2 separate regions of the Mus musculus genome follow, and region 2 is linked to region 1. Evidence: chromatin loops called from intact Hi-C (ENCODE). Cell type or tissue: left cerebral cortex. All regions are shown on one strand.

Region 1 (8,000 bases):
AATACACCTGCACACACTCACACACACTTATACACATGTATCCACACATATACTTGCAGTCAAACATCATGCAAATATATACTCACACGTGCACACAAATGCACACACAGCCTAGAGATAAAACAATTGACTGTCTAGTGAAGTATTTGGATGAGCGTAAAGTTAAAGAGAAAACAGGCACATTAATTGAAGAACTACATCATTATTTACAGAACACTGACATTTCTTGACTCTGCTTCCATAGAATGATCACAGCCATCACCATCAGCCCAGGGACCTCCAGTGTCATTGTCCTTAAACAAGCAGGAATGCTAAAGACAAACAGTGAAAACCAGGAAATGTCACCGCCCAGTCACTTTATTCTACCACCATAAAGAAACTGGCCAGACCTGAAATGTCTAGTTAGGCCAGGATACCGCACTTGACCTGCCAGCTCTGACCCCTTAGGAGTAAACAAAGAACAGTTAGAGCTATTTCAGTGCAGCTGTGGCCTGAAGCAGCTACAGGAGCAATCACAAGCTCACAGGGACAGCAGGGTCAACCACAGCCTGCACGGCAGCCCCTCAAAACATCCATAGTGCCTCACTTGGTCCGTTCCGTTCAACTCTTTGAATTTCAACTTGATCTGATTTCCAAAGTTCTTACACAGCTCATGTGCACAGTTATGTCCTGACCTGGTTTGGCTCATATGCCATGATGTCAAGCCCAGAGAACAGTCACCCAGCTTGTGTGACATGCCCCAGTGCCCACCTCACCGTCGCTTCTCACTCAGCACAGCAGCTAAGGTCTCTGGTTTGAAAGCCAACAAGGTGTCTTTATGCTAAGTAACATGACCGGATGCTGTAGGTTGAACATCAATACTTGTTGGTTTTTCCAGACTAATTCCTACCTGCCACCTCTTAAACTTTCCTTTTGTGTGAGTGGCTTTTATATATTTTTAAGCAGCCTGAACAGGACCAAGCTTAAGTTGACATAGAGTGAAGAGCACGGTTGGGGGCTCGAGAGAATCTTGCTCTGAGATGGAGTTGTTATAGTTTAGAGAGTTCTGCTACTTTGCCTGCAACCTTAGGAAACCCACTCTGTCTCCTCATTTGACACAGATTCCACAGGGTGCGGTTATCAGTGAGCCCCAAAGGCATCAGAAGGGTTATTTTATCTAAAATTATTCTTTCCTACACTGTTGGAGTTACTATGGTAATTATGGCGAAAATTATCATAGTATTATTTAGTATACTGCATATATATGTATATAACTTTTATTATATCCAATGGACTTTTTCACATGTCAACTTGGTCTTAAATCTCACAAAGCCCCATCTGATCAGTATGGTCATTATCTCCACTGATAAATGAAGCCATGCTTGTCACACACCATGTGAGTATCCTGCTTCTTGGCCCTGCATGGTGAGTCGCTAATCTTATGCAATTTTGATGCCGCCATGCAATCATCTCCTTGGTGCAGCTAATGCTCAGCACTGCGTTAAGTCCAAAGTCACAGATGAGACTAGAGACACAAAGGCCATGGCCAGAAACTGCCTGATGCTATCCCTAGTTGTATCAAAAGGTGAGACAGGATGTTTGCCATGAGCAGGGTGCTCTGATGGTCTTATATATGCTACAATCTCTAGGAGTTGAATAGCATTTGGTTGCACTTCCCCCTAAGGCACTTGTTATTTCTCAGTGGTGTTCTATAGAACTGCACAGACAGAGAGGGAAGAGATAAATATCCCGTGCTGAACCTCAATGAATCAATCAAAATACTGACATGGATCAAAGTCAGTTCTTTCTATGTCTCCTTCAACTGTGCTAATGAATGAAGCAAATCAAACAGTTTTATTTACTAACGACTAAAAGTTCAGGCCAGTAAGCACATTAATATCTGTTCTTTATTTCTCTACAGTTCAACCAATTGCTATAGAATGCAGTGGGACCACCTTCCAGGTTAGATGTATTGCTTGGGGCTACCAATATTCACAACACATCGATCCTCAGTCCCTTAGACAGATGATGTGTGACCTGCAACAATTCACCGAGAGCCTGTCCTAGATGCTGGTCTGAGCCGAGTAAAATGGAGCTGATGAGAGGTCTCCAGAGCTGAACGCTGGAAGATGCATAGGCCCTGGCCGGGAAGAGGAACAGCTTGTCAAGCCCTGTGTGGAATAGGAGTGGTGGGATGAGGACTGTGTCAACCCTACTCTGATGTATGAAATGAGACAACAGACCTATGTAGGAAAGTGGCAGGATTTGTGGTGATAGACAGGGACTTTGCTGTTCAGTATCCACTGTTAGAAGGCAGCCACACTTTCGAGAGAATCTGAATTCAGCAGACTGTTCAGAGAGTAAAGTCATTCCTTCAGACATGCACAGCTCTATGTCACCACACTGTAATTCGGGACAGTATGAAGTCCTTGGAGGTTAATGGGCACAGTGCCCGTTGTGTAGATGTACCACATTTTCTTTATCCACTCTTCAGTTGAGAGATGTCAAGTCGTTTCCAGGAGATGCCCTTAGGTGAAAGGGGTGACACTGGAGACTGTGATCAACAGGCGGAGGCTGAGCAAATATCTTCAAATGGATGGCATGTTTGGAGAACTCTGCTTTATTGCCAGTGCTAGCCCTACTTGAATCGGATTCAGCAGGACCAGCTGCAGAAGCTGGGTAGGAGCTACAGAAGCAGGTATCAGGTAAATACAGATTGGGGACTGCAGTCAACACCACTGCACGTGGGTGGAAGTCTCTATGAAAACTTCCCCTGAGATTGAGACAAAGCTCAGCTTAGCAGTCCAGGACAGACAAACAGCTGCTAAAGTTCAACGAGGAAATCTCCCAAGTCATTTGCTAGGTCGGGATGTGATAACACGTACTCCCAGGGTACCGTCCCCACAGCGTCCCCATCCTGGGTGTTCCATTTAGCTGTGCTGAATCTGTAACTCCTATTCAGGAGATCATAGAGTGCCCAGGCCAATATTTCTCATTTGTGTACCTATTGAACTTACCCCTCCCTGAAAGAAAACCCTAAATTTACCTCTTATTTTAAGCAGCTTTCATCGTCGCGCTAGGCAACCTAGAAGGTCCCAAGCCCACGGGACCTGGATTGCGAGTGCTCTACATCATGGAGACCGCACATAAACATCGCCGAGTTAAAACGCAATGTATCACATGGAACTTGGAAAGCTACCTTGTCTTTTTTTATATATTGTGTGTGCTAACTCATTCAGTCTATAAAGATGAAATCTAAAAACCCAAAGAAACAAGCATCTCTGAGCATATAAGACTCATTTTACATGTAATTAGAGCTAACAATTTCTTTCATTTATAAAACATACTCTGATGACCTTTGAGGTTGGTGGCGGGATAGGACATTAGCTTATAATTACGGTTTGATTTGCAAGGAAATGTTGAAATAACTTCCTGTGGAACTCAAGAGCAGATTTGAAGCGGTGAAGCACCACTGCCCCCTGCTGTTGCACATTGTCATAATCGTCAAGAGATTTAAGAGAAAATCACTTTGCAAGCTAGAAGTGAACACTTTCCGTTCAGGATTGTGAAAATCTAATTTTTTAAAATCTCTTCACATACTTAAAATTTTTAATTATGTTTTAATAGTTTAAAATGCAGATATAAATCGCCAATTCAGAAACTCTTGAGACAGTCGTGATGGCTGCTAACATCTTGCACTCACAGAACATTTTAAAAGAACAATTAGTGTGACCTGTCATTCACTCAAATTATCCCCAGGAAGAGGGGAGTCATCACCCTTCATCTGCTCAGCTTCTTAGGTCTGCTGCTGTCACCCCTAAATGCTTTCTCAGTACAAGACATAGACATTTAATTTGCATGCTTTTACAGGCCAGTGGGTGTTTCTTTATTCCACAGCACCAGCAAGACAGTTCCTAAATTGCACAAACAAACGATGGGCCGTTTTGGAGTGAAACTGGTCTCCATACAGACAGAGCAAAATAATGAGACATTTGCCAGGTCTCCACCATCACATCCTATTACAACGGAAAACTGCAGTCAAAACCTGAGAATGGGCCCCCATTTCTACTTAATTATGATTTATGACCCAACCAAGTATCGATGCCTGCTCCAAACACTAGCTTATTTCTTATTCTTTTGTATCTAGAAAGGCAATTGCATCTGTTCTCGGCTTAAGGGTTAGAGCAGAAAGATTGCCTTCAACCTGGTTTGTGTCTGTCACTGCACAAGAAAACACCCAGATGGGGACTATTTGCTTTAGATATCCAGACTGTATTTGTGAGAGTTTTGTTTACGTTTATCTTTTTTCTTCTGTGTTCTGGCAGCCACATTTTCAGGGTCTGCAACCATTCCTGCAGAGGGACGTCCATTTCACTAATAAGATCCACTCGGATGCTGCAGTAAACTCATGTCAAAGCTTTGTAGCTTTGTCCTATTAACTGCTCACGAAAAACCTGATTGCCTTTCACATGCCTTTTATAAAGCAAAAGAATGTTGTCCTGTTGCAGAGCGGTCTGTTTTGGTACTAATGGCCAGAGTGTAGGGGGAACTCACCTGCCACACTGTTGCCGCTTCGTATCCTCTGTCACCTTTGCAGAATGGCCTTCCCCGCAGCAGAGTGTCCGTTAAATCAGTCAGGAACCCTACAGTAGAGCTGATGCTGCAGAGGAATAAAAGAGCTGAGATCTGGGTCTCAAACTCCCTGTTCTAGTTTGCTTTCTGTTGCCGAAAAGGCGCCATGACCAAAAGTAACCTGAGGAGGAGGAAACGGTTTATTCCATTGTATAGTTTTTATTCAGTCAGTAATCAGGGGACACCAAGGCAAGGACCTGGAATCAGGAGCTGAGGCAAAGACCATGGAGGAACTGTGTTTACAAGCTTGTGTTCCCTGACTTTCTCAGCCGCACCTCCTTAGGAACGGCACACCCACAGTTGTCTAGGTTCTCCTATATCAATTAGAAATTAAGAAAATGCCTCCCAGACTTGGCCACAGATCTGGGCACTTCTTCAGGTGAGATTCCATCTTTTTCTGTGACCCTAGGTTGTGGTTGACAGCTGAAGCTATGACACCTCCCATAAAAAGAGAAAAATTAATTTAAGCTTGAGATAAGCCCTGGTGAAGAAATGAAGGGAGTTCTTGCTAGAGGGAATGACAGACATTTCAGCTTGAGGCTGTGGCTGTGCCAATGAACCCTTCACATCTCAGATGTGCTGATTGGCAGACACACTTGTACTATGTATTCCACAAAGAAAACATGTGGCCAATTAAACCATGACCCCATGATTTCCTTCAATTAGAATCTTTATACTCATCAGAAGCGATTATTCTAGATATATTTAGATGCAGCTTTTAAAATCAGGTGTCACCTTTAGGTGAATGTGCAGAAGAAAATGTAAGCCAAATAAATTAACTAAAGTAATTACAAAACTTTCTTTTTCCTGTTTAGAGTTCAGTGGGGAGTGTGGAACAAGAGGAAGCTAAAAGACCCGGCCGAGAGCATAAAGAAAAGGCCTGGCTTATAGGAGAAATAGAACAATGATTTCGGCAGCGTGCAGCCAAGAGCCGCATTGTAAAGAATCTTGGCAATGTGGATGGGAATAACTCAGAAGAGAATGAAGAGGCAGGCCTGATCCCTGGGCAGCTGGCATGCTGTATTCGTTTATTCTCACCTTTAGTTCATTAGAAGCAACACTGGGAAGAAGAAATGTAGGAGAGAAAGGTTTAGTTTTATCTTACGGTTTTCATTCCTGGTGTCAGAAGTGTTCCTCCCAGGAGGCAAGAGCATTGTGATAGACACCTTACTTACAGATTCAAAAGGAGCAGGAGAACTCGAGAACAGTGTAGCACTCAGTGGCCTGACCACAGAACTAACCCGTGAGAGCTAGAGTGCACCCCAAAAAGGTTCCAAGCCTTCGAAATAGTGCCACAAGCCAGAGATTCAGTGTTCTAAACATGAGCCTGTATGGCTAGTCCGATGGCAATCATCACACTCTGCCCCCGGCCCTCAAAGGCCATCACACAATACACAGTGAATTTGGTTGAATTTCGAAAGTCCCTGAAGCTTTAATAGTTTCAAAACTTGAAAAAAAAGTGTGTGTGTGTGTGTTTACTGTGACGCAAGACACCCTCTAAGCTGTGAGTGTGCATAAAGATGAAAAGAGAGTTATATTCAGTGTGCACACTAAACATGTCCATCCCTATATGGAGAAACAGAGTCACAACAAGAGAGACTGAACCAAACTAAGATTAAAACCCAGCCGGGCAAACAAATTCTTGCAGCTTACCTCACATGGTGAAAGTCCAACAGACTTAGTTCACACTACAACCCTGAAATATGCGGCCCTCACGGCATCACCTTGACCTAGGTGCAGTAGGGTGCCTATAGGCTGCTTCAGCAGACATCACAAATTCCTAAGATCTTCACCTACAGACTGGTGTCTTGGAAAGTGGAAAGTTTTCTTCCTAATTCTGGAAGCTGGAAATCCAAGATAAAGACGTTGTTAGTCTCTGAGGCCTTCCCCTCTGGTGTGAGGGTTAGCTTTCCTTTCACTGAGGTTTTGTGGGTTTCTCTTTGTATCTCCTGATCAGGAGAGCAGCTGCATTGAAATAAACCCAGTCTGTATGACTTCACAGCTCCGTCTTTAAGATACAGTGTTAAATATCTTCACGTTCTGAGATAACAGGAGTTTGGATGTAGGTGCCATCCCATGTAGCCCCATGTTAACTGGCTTTCACTCTTGCCACATAAATCTTTTCACAAAGTTGCTCAAACCCTATCACCTCTGGAGCTGTAGTTGGAAGGAATTCTAGTGGCATCAGTGTGAACTTTCCAGCCACACCTGATGCTTAACTTTTCAGACGTGAGAAACCATGGTGCCTGCAAGACCCCAGCATTTGGAGCTCCATAGCCTCTGCTCCTTGGAGAGATGACTCGGGTGTAATCAAAGCAGCTCTATCACTTGTGAATAGGAACGTTGTAAGAGTTTATTCTCTTGTGCTCTGATGATGTGTGAGCGTGCAGACACAGTTTCTCACCATCTCTGGCTTTGGAGAACAGTCCCTGGATGTTAGCAGTCCACAGGCTTCGCCACATCACTTACGATGGCTTCCCAGGAATCGGCATCCACTCCCAAGTGGCTCAGCAGTCTATAAACTGTCTCCCTTTTAATCTCTCTCAACTGTTCATCTTCTGAGCTCATTTCTTTGTAACTTGATCTGATTATCTCAAAATTTCCTTGGTGATAGCAATAGTTTGGCATAAATGTCATGTTTCTATTCAGCAAGGTCAGTGTTTAGAATCTTAAAACTACCTAGCTATCTTCAAACCTCCATAACTCTTTTGGACTCACCCGGATCTGTCCTTAGCTCTCTCTCTTGAGACACACCTGAAAGTTTGTCTTAGGCTCTGCTGGGAGGCCTCTCTTTGCTCAGAAACGTACACTCTTTTCAAAACCTCCCCTCACTAAGAATTTCCTAACGTCCCTTTGGCCTGTCACCTGGCCATATTCCCTGGACACCATGTATAAACTGAGGGTAGTTTGCCTCACTTCACTGTGTATGTAGAAGATCTGGATTATATGGTAAAACCAAGGATGTAGACCTTTATAATAAATAATAATAACTATTATTATTGTTATTATTATTATATTGGTACTATTATTTTGCATCCTGTCTGCAGTTTCTCCTCCCACCTCTTCCCCCAGTCTCTCCACCTCTGCGTCCCCCCTGCTCCCCCTCCCCTCTGCTCCCCCTCCATTCTGCTCCCCCTTCCCTCTGCTCCCCCTCCATTCTGCTCCCCCTTCCCTCTGCTCCCCCTCCCCTCTGCTCCTCCTCCCCTCTGCTCCCCCTCCCCTCTGCTCCCCCTCCCCTCTGCTCCCCCTCCATTCTGCTCCTCCTCCATTTCTCTTCAGAAAAGGGCAGGCCTCCCATGGATATCAACCAAACATGGCAGACCAAGTTGAAACAGGGCTCCTCTCAATTTAAGGCTTCATGAGGCAGCCCAGAAGAGTGTCCCAAAAAC
Region 2 (8,000 bases), 490 kb before region 1:
ATTTTGATAGTCACTGGTCCCATACATCTATTTTGAGGTTGGTAGGAGGAAAAACCTGAAATGATCTTCCATTTTTAATCAGATGTTAAATGTAAATATTTTGGGTAGACTGGAAGCACGTTAACACCACACTGACCTTTAAGTATAGCTACTAGAGAGTAGTAAGACACACATTCTGATCACATGTTTCTACCTAGCAGTGGGCTAAGCAGTACTATGTGAAGAATGAACAAATTCAAAGGTTCTTAATGATGTATCTAAAACCAAAAGAGGGCAATTTATTAATACTTCCCCCAAATTATCAAATTAACAACAAAAAAAAACCTTACAACTTTTACCTTTAGAATCTATTTGACATACAATGTGAGAGTATGACATACAGTATGAGAGTCATTCAACTGATATAAGATGTTGTAGTCTCATGTGACATGAGCATTAAACACTCTGATATATTTCGACTCAATTCCTACCCAAGGGCTTATCCCATCATTTCAGTTTCTACACTTACCTCTCCTTTTTACGAGAGAGAGTAGGTAGGACAGTAAGTCTGGTTTTCCTCAAGGTCTTAGTTATTTCCAACAGTGTAAGGACTTATCTGTAATTTTAATATTTCCTTCCCAACTACAATTTTCCAACAGTGTATGAAAGCCTAAGGTTTAACACATCCCTCCTTTTTAACTTCCTATCAAATAAAGAAATAATTAGAATAAGCCCTTTGTCAAGCCACCTGGTAAGAAACAGCAGATATCCTCTAAAATGACAAACTACCCATGAGAAACAAAGACAATGAACACATATCTCAATTTAATAGCAATCATATAGAGTGGTTTTCCTATCTACTGAAAAGGAAAAAGAACGATGGACTACGACAGCAACTTTAAACTGTATTTTGGGCCACATGAGGATAACAAAGATTACTGTGCACATGCAAAGTTTCCGTTCCTTCTATAAAATCATGACGCTCAATGTGGTAAAACCTAAGGAACTCCACTTAGTTATCAGGGGGAGGTGGGGCAGAGAGTGCTAAGCAGCTCCCATCAAGACTCAGATGACAGAGACAGGCTGGGAGGGAGGCAGGCAGGCAGATAAAGGCCTAGGAGAGCTCATCAGAAGAACAGGAAGCTCTCAGTCACTTTACCAGGTATTTGGTAAAAGTGCAAAAGACCCTTTTTTGGAACAAGCAGTCAAGCCCCCCCTAAGCAATAGAGCAAGAGACAGCAATGCCACCCACAGATGTGGCTGGTATGAAAAGCCAAACCCATTCAACTTTTTACTTTCAGCAAGAGTCAAAGCAGCTTTACCTGTCAGCTATGGCAGTCTTTATTCCCAGTGATCACACCAGAGGGCAGGTGACAGGTAATAAGCTGCTCAACTAAGGTGTCAGATCTATCTAAGTGTAGCTCAGAGGTTTTATAGTCTAAAGCAGGGCTGCTGGTCTCCCTTTGTTCCTGGGGGAACTGTAAGGCACCCCAGCATGCCTCCAATAACCTTATTTATGCACCATAAATGAGGAGTGGGCAAGGTCCGGGCTTCTCAGCACTGCTACAAGCCTCACAGAACATAATTTTGGTTATTATTCTCAAAAAGACTAAAAATGCATCTTCAGGACCCAGAGATAAATATCGAATCTGTTTCTAGAGTCTGTGGCAAAAAAAAAAAAAAAAAAAAAGTTCAAGGCCATATTATCTTACTCCCTTTCTACATAAAACTCAGAAAACCAACAGGCACACAGACAACCAATTTAGGCAACTAGAGTACATCATCTTCACTGATGGCCAAAGTTAACAGGAAGCCAACAATAACAACACCATTAGCCCAACCCTTCCATTAAACCAACAATCGTTCTTCAAAAGGCAGCCAAAGCAACCCTGGTCCTGATCTCACAGAAAGACTCACAGATTCTCTGAAGCCTCTCCTCAAAAGCTGCTGCCCTCAGTGCCAGAGTGCCTTGCTCACGGGTTCCTTGGGAAGGGGAAGAGAGGTTGTTCAATCTTGCCTTTCTCTAATCTTTGTCTCATCCCTGGAGCCCAGTGCTTAGCTAAAGAAACTCCTAGGACAAGTTATTGAATCAAGATCAAGGTTTTATCAAGTGGCAACAGGTCCTCATTTTTCTCATGTATTTCAAAGATGGTAATTGATTAAATAAACCAAACCAGGGTTGGCTAAGTGAGGGCACTGCTCGCTAGGTAGAACTGATGCTGTATTTTAAGACATCCTAAAAACAAGGAAACTCAGATCTTGGAACCTGTAGGAATTGCTTAGTAATTACTAGTAAACACTAATTACTTCATACCTAACAAGGTACTAAACACTGGGCCACTTGTGTTTATGTAGCATGCCATTATTTAAAACTCCTGTTTCTGAGGTAAATTATAGCCACTCTACTGAACAGGATGAATGCTGTGTGGTGACATAATGAACCTTAACAGACCCGCAATCTAATGGGCTTAAATCTTTTGTACCCAGCAGTTTCTCCAGGAAAAAGGTGAGGCAAGGATGGGAAGAGAACCAGTACCAAAGTGACGCAGAGGTCTTGGTGCTGCTCCACCACTGTCTTAAAAGCTCTAAGCTCCAGAAATATATAGGCTCACGGAGTAAATTCATTCCAAAGTTCTTTACCCTCAAACATGAGCTCTGCTTATTTGCCTAAGAATCATGAATTCCAGTTCACCTGGGATACTCTTGGGCTCCTGATTTGTAATTCAGGTAACACTAAGAATTGAAACTCAGACGTCACTGGCTGGAGGAAGTTACCAGGCCAATGATATGATTTGCTACAGGTTATTCGTTATCTTTTTTCAGCAGTTAGCACAACTTAAAAGAATACATAGGAAATGTTAATATTGGTATAGTACATGGATGGGAGATCACGATACTTGGCTGAGATCCAAGGGCAAGAGGAAGATCTGATTCAATTTTGAGCCATGTGAATTAGCTCCTCAAAAATGTGAATAAGGGGGCTGGAGAGATGGCCCAGAGGTTAAGAGCACTGAGTGCTCTTCCAAAGGTCCTGAGTTCAAATCCCAGTAACCACATGGTGGCTCACAACCATTTGTAAAGAGATCTGAAGCCCTCTTCTGGGATGTCTGAAGACAGCTACAGTGTACTTACATATAATAAATAAATAAATCTTTTTTAAAAAATGTGAAAATGTAAAAGCCCACCTTTTAATTATGTTATTGAATTATTTTAATGAACTAAGATTATAATTACTGGATTTCTTATTGAATTATTCAGCAAGCTGTGCCTGGAAGCATGGTCAGTTATACTCAGTAACACTGACTGACTCACTCTCAGGAAAAGAACTAAGTACTTGATAGCATCTCCAATCTTCACAATAAAATGGGACTCCATTTCACAGACGAACTCAAATGATTTCTTTAAGGCCTTGGAATTATACTAGTCTACTCATCTAACTCCAGACTCCATGAAAACATTCCAGGCACTCACAGACTTTTAGCATCACCATGTCCCACCCTGGACTATTTTTTTTTACTGCAAATATACATTCCCTGATGTTTTTTTCAATCCTTGGAACCAACTGCTCTTCTCTTTATATAGTCCCCATGGCACTCTATCTATTCCCCAGGTTTTATTAACAGAGTAAAGCCCTGTCTGTCACCACCTTAGTTAGCTAAGCTCTTTCTTATATACAGAACCTAGGTGTGTCAAGGGCAGACTCCTGCTTTTCCCTCTCAACTACACTGCCTGACAGTCTGGTCTCATTTAAAGCAACGGAAGGTAGAGAACAGTTGCAGTAATAACACTATAAACCTGACAGCTAACTCCAGTGCTTTGCCTGTATCCCACACCCAACTGTACGAATACAAATACTCAATACTTTTTCAGTCAGTTCCTTTTCCATTCTTCCTTCCACTTTGTTCTCTCAGGGAACCAGGAAGACAGCTTACTCCTTTGGTCCACACACACCCTACAGGCCTGACAGCCTCACCATCGCCTACCCTGCATTCCTGATGAGATACTCCCGCTGAATTTACTATAGTATTACCAGCCATCTGAGCTAGAGCATGTCAGAAGGAGCAAATCGATCATCTTCCTATCAACTGACCCTGGCACTTATTAAAGGTTCAGTAAACTAGCTGAATGAACTAGCCAACCAATATTTGTAAGCAAACTACTTTCCCTCACTCCCAAGGCACCATCTCCATTGTCTTTTCAGTGTATTCTCTGCAAAACATTAGACCACGTTGGAGCAGTGTCTAGTGGATATGGAGAATTTAGTATTAGCATTGGCTGCCAGCCCTGTCCCTTTCCCTTCTCAATGCTAATGGCATAGTTGAACACAGCTCTATCGATGTTTCATTTCATCCTATGCTGTCCACGTGCAATGTGATGACTCCTTTGTTTTCACGTGGAGAACTGTCAACTGTCACACACAACTATGTCTATGTTCTACTAAGCTACAGGCTTGTTCCAGATCCTAACAGGATTCTATGTGGCCAAGGTGTACTGAGAAACAGTACAAGCCAAGACCCCAGTTCCACTACAGTGCTTCGCTGTGTTCAATCCCTTACCTCCCTCCTAGGGGCTTCTGGAAAACCTGCCTACCACAAAAATCTGCCTTCTATTTTTTTGCAGAAAATAGAAACCCCTACACAAGTCATATACACAAACTACCTAGTTCCTGCTTCATAACCACTTATTCAAGTCTTCAGTTAATTACTCCGGAAACGATGGCTGGCTTAACAGGGAACACATATGCTTAGTATTATTGCTCCACGTGGCTGGGGCGGGGGGGGGGAGGGGGGCTGGGCACATCTTTTTTAAAAAAGTACTTCACAACGTTCAAGTTTACTCTGGTTGGGTCATCAACACCTACTTTCACATCGAAAGCCGCCTCACTCAAAACCACGTGATCTTCCCCCAAATTTCAAGTCCAGTCCCCTGATGGGAACCGGTTTTGCCCTAAGTGAAAAATTCGGATAAGAGCGCTCTGAAACTAGAAGCATTTAGGCGGGCAAACAGCAGGGTCAACAGTAGGGTCAAGCATGCTCACTAGAGGGGCTGAGGCCAAGACAAAAAAGAGAGGGGCCGGAGAGGCACCCCGGGTGTCCGCTGCAACTTTGTGCATCTGTCTTTGAACGACCGTATGAAAGGAGGTTCAGAAAGGGCCCACACTCTCAAGCCGGGCGCGCCCCGGGACGGACCCCCGCACAGGTGCCCTGCGCTCCAACGCCTCGGGCCCGGGGATCCGCAGCCCCGCCAACCTCCCGCCTCGCGCCCTCAACTCGGACTTCCGGGCCGGCGCTCCCGCCCCACCCGGCCCCCGTGAGCGCGCCCCGCGCCTCCAGCCGCGCGCCCCTCACATTTTTCGCTGTCGCTCGAACTCCGCCTTCTTCTCCTCCTCCTCGCGCTTCTGCTTCTCGTCCAGGCTGCTGCGCTTGCTCACCGTGCGCCCGAAGATGTCGATGCGGTCGGGCGGGGACGAGGCGCGCTCCCGCTCGCGCCGGGATGCCGCCGCGTTGGTGGAGCGCGAGCGGGAGCGCGACTCCCGCCGCCGGTTCCGTTTGCTCTCCCGGGACTTGGAGCGCTTCCGCACCCGCTCCTTGTCCCGCGAGCGCGAGCGCGAGCGGCTGCGCTTCTTGTTGTGCTTGGAGCTCTTGGTGTGCTTAGAGCGGGACGAGCTCCGGCTCCGCGACCGGCCCATCCTCGCGCCGCGCGGCGCCCGCCGCCTGTCGCCCGCTGCCCGCCGCAGGCCGCCCCCTCGCCGCTGGGAAGCGCGGCCCCCCGCCCGCGGACCCTCCGCCTCGCCCCAAGCGCACCCGCCACGCACACGGCCGCCTCCGCCGCGAAGGCCTAGCAGGCCCGGCCCGGAGTCCCTAAGATGGCAGCTGTGGCAGCACCGGCCGCCCTTCCCACAATGCCCCGCGCCGAGCGTGCCGGCACGAGCCCCGCCCCCTGACGACGTCGCCTAGGAGGGCCGGCGAATGCGGCCGAGCGCGCTCGGCTCTTTCCGCCGCTGCGTGGCAACTAAAGAGAAGAATGCTGGCCAGCCTTCAGGTCTTTAACTTTCACCTCAACAAGACCCACGAAAACCTTAGGAGTTGGAGAATATTTATGATGAGCCTTGGCTGAAAGACAGGATAAGGCCCGAGTAATTGGGAAAGTCCTGTTGTTTCCTTAGCCAGCATTGAGAATGTATCAATTGTGAGTTGGATGTGGTGGTACATGCCCAGAATTTTAGCCCCTAGAAGATGGATCAGAAGGACCAGTTGTCCAAGGTCAGCCTTGGCTATTTAGTAAGTTGGAGGCCAGCTGGGGTTGCACACATACATACATACATACATGCATGCATACATACCAACCAGAACAATTAATAAATTGTTAATAATTTATTGTAAACAAACAATAAATTAGAACAATGCCCAGAGGAGTCCCAAGTTTTCTTAAGAATGTATATGTTAGAGCCAGTTAAATGCTCTTAATAAAGTTTTATTTAAAAGGTTACAGTTTTGTGGATTTTGCCAGCCTGGACTACATAATGAGCTCAAGGCCTAGTCCCAGAGAGCAATAGCTCTCTTTAAAGACATCGAAAAGAAAAATGGGTAGTGGCCTATCTCAATGAGTCTTTTAGTTTTTGAGCTGCTATAGCAAAATACCAATGACTCATTATTTTATACCCAAGAGAAAGTTGTTTCCTACAGTTCTGGAGGCTGAGAACTCTATTAAGTAGTGGATCTGTTTGTGCTAAGGATTCTGTCTGAGCTTCCAGCAGGAGACCTTAGGAGGGGAAAAGAATGCATAAGATAAGGGTTCCCTTGTAAACATCTTAAGAACACTAGGCCAAAAAAACCCCAACCAAACAAAACACACACACACAAAACACACTAGTTGCATTTTTTTTTAAACCAAAGCCCCAGGGCTTACTCTCTTTCCCAAAGGGCCCACCTTTTAATGCTGAAACATTGCATATTAGGTCCAATTCATGAAGTTTAGAGGAAGGGTTCTTCTGGAGGTTCAAAGGCAGTAAGGATTCCACTCTACCTCTCTGTATGTGTGTGTATGTGTAGGTTTTTTTGAGACAGTTTCTCTCTGCAGCCCTGGACAGCTCTGTGGTCTATCATGGAACTAGCTTTGTAGTCCAGTTTGATCTGGAATTCAGAGATCTGCCTGCCTCTGCCTCCCAAATGCTGGGATTAAAGGCGTACACCATCACCATCGTAGCCTCATTCTTTCTTTTTATGTGTGTGTGTGGTGCTGGGGATGTAACCCAAGGTCTTTTTTTTTTTTTTTTTTTTTTTCTGAGACAGGGTTTCTCTGTGTAGCTGTCCTGGAACTCACTTTGTAGATCAGGCTGGCTTCGAACTCAGAAATCCGCCTGCCTCTGCCTTCCAAGTGCTGGGATTAAAGGCATGTGCCACCACTGCCCGGCATAAACCAAGGTCTTGAGCAAGTGCCCTGGCCCGTACCACCTTCTTATGAGAGTTGAGTGTAGTTTCCCTCCAGGCTCCAGAGCACCCTCATCTTCATGACATCTGCAGACATTCCATCCTGTGTTTCAAGATAGACAGGAGTTTGAGGGTAACACCACCATCAGACTTTCAGTACCTTAGCTGGCTGTCAGTCACTTTAGCAATATTCTGTCTTGCTGAGAAATTCCCCTTGAGAGAGGCACAGTCCCCTGATCTGCCTTTCAGCAGTGAACCCATGCCAGGCCCAGCACCTGGAACACAGGGTGAGGGGACATTTGGCTAGCATCATGAATCAGTAAATAAATACAACAATCTTGTCTGGCCTCCATAGTAATGTAAAACAGCTTTCTAGAGAATTTTAAATGACAGGATTTTGCACACCTTCAACCCAGAGTAAGCCACTTTCATCACAGCTCTCTCTGGTCATTGAATCTGGAGAACTCTAACTTCCAAAAACTACCTTTTGTTTCAGTCTGAAACTGTTCTTTTCTGAACAATGCAAACAGCCTTTCCCCTAAAGATAAATGACCAGATATCTAATTCTTCATCTGAAATGGAGGCTGGGAG

The links. Peaks named below come from ENCODE experiments on the same cell type or tissue, not always from the same donor. Only the 100,000 strongest peaks of a DNase experiment are listed, where the experiment ranks them.
Region 2: it touches region 1 in a loop (3-fold over the local background); 4 of 42 quality-filtered maps call a loop at or near these places.

The regions. Positions count from the first base shown.
Region 1 is chr8:9,171,616-9,179,615 of GRCm38, forward strand. It overlaps Gm39128 (a long non-coding RNA gene), which reads left to right. Exons shown (of 3, transcript XR_870129.3): 2 at 1,901-2,684; 3 at 3,042-3,159. Among named protein-coding and RNA genes, the nearest start is that of Gm39128, 8.1 kb to the left of the region's middle. In left cerebral cortex, a CTCF peak has its summit at 3,451 (motif pointing left); DNase peaks (open chromatin) are centred at 2,845 and 3,440; H3K4me3 peaks cover 255 bases.
Region 2 is chr8:8,684,650-8,692,649 of GRCm38, forward strand. Arglu1 (arginine and glutamate rich 1) reads right to left here and starts at 5,888. Exons shown (of 4, transcript NM_176849.3): 1 at 5,328-5,888. The coding sequence starts at 5,668. It overlaps Mir7654 (microRNA 7654), which reads right to left and starts at 5,513; the gene lies at 5,444-5,513. In left cerebral cortex, no CTCF peak of the experiment used is centred here; DNase peaks (open chromatin) are centred at 4,023, 5,376 and 5,915; H3K4me3 peaks cover 2,537 bases; H3K27ac peaks cover 1,233 bases.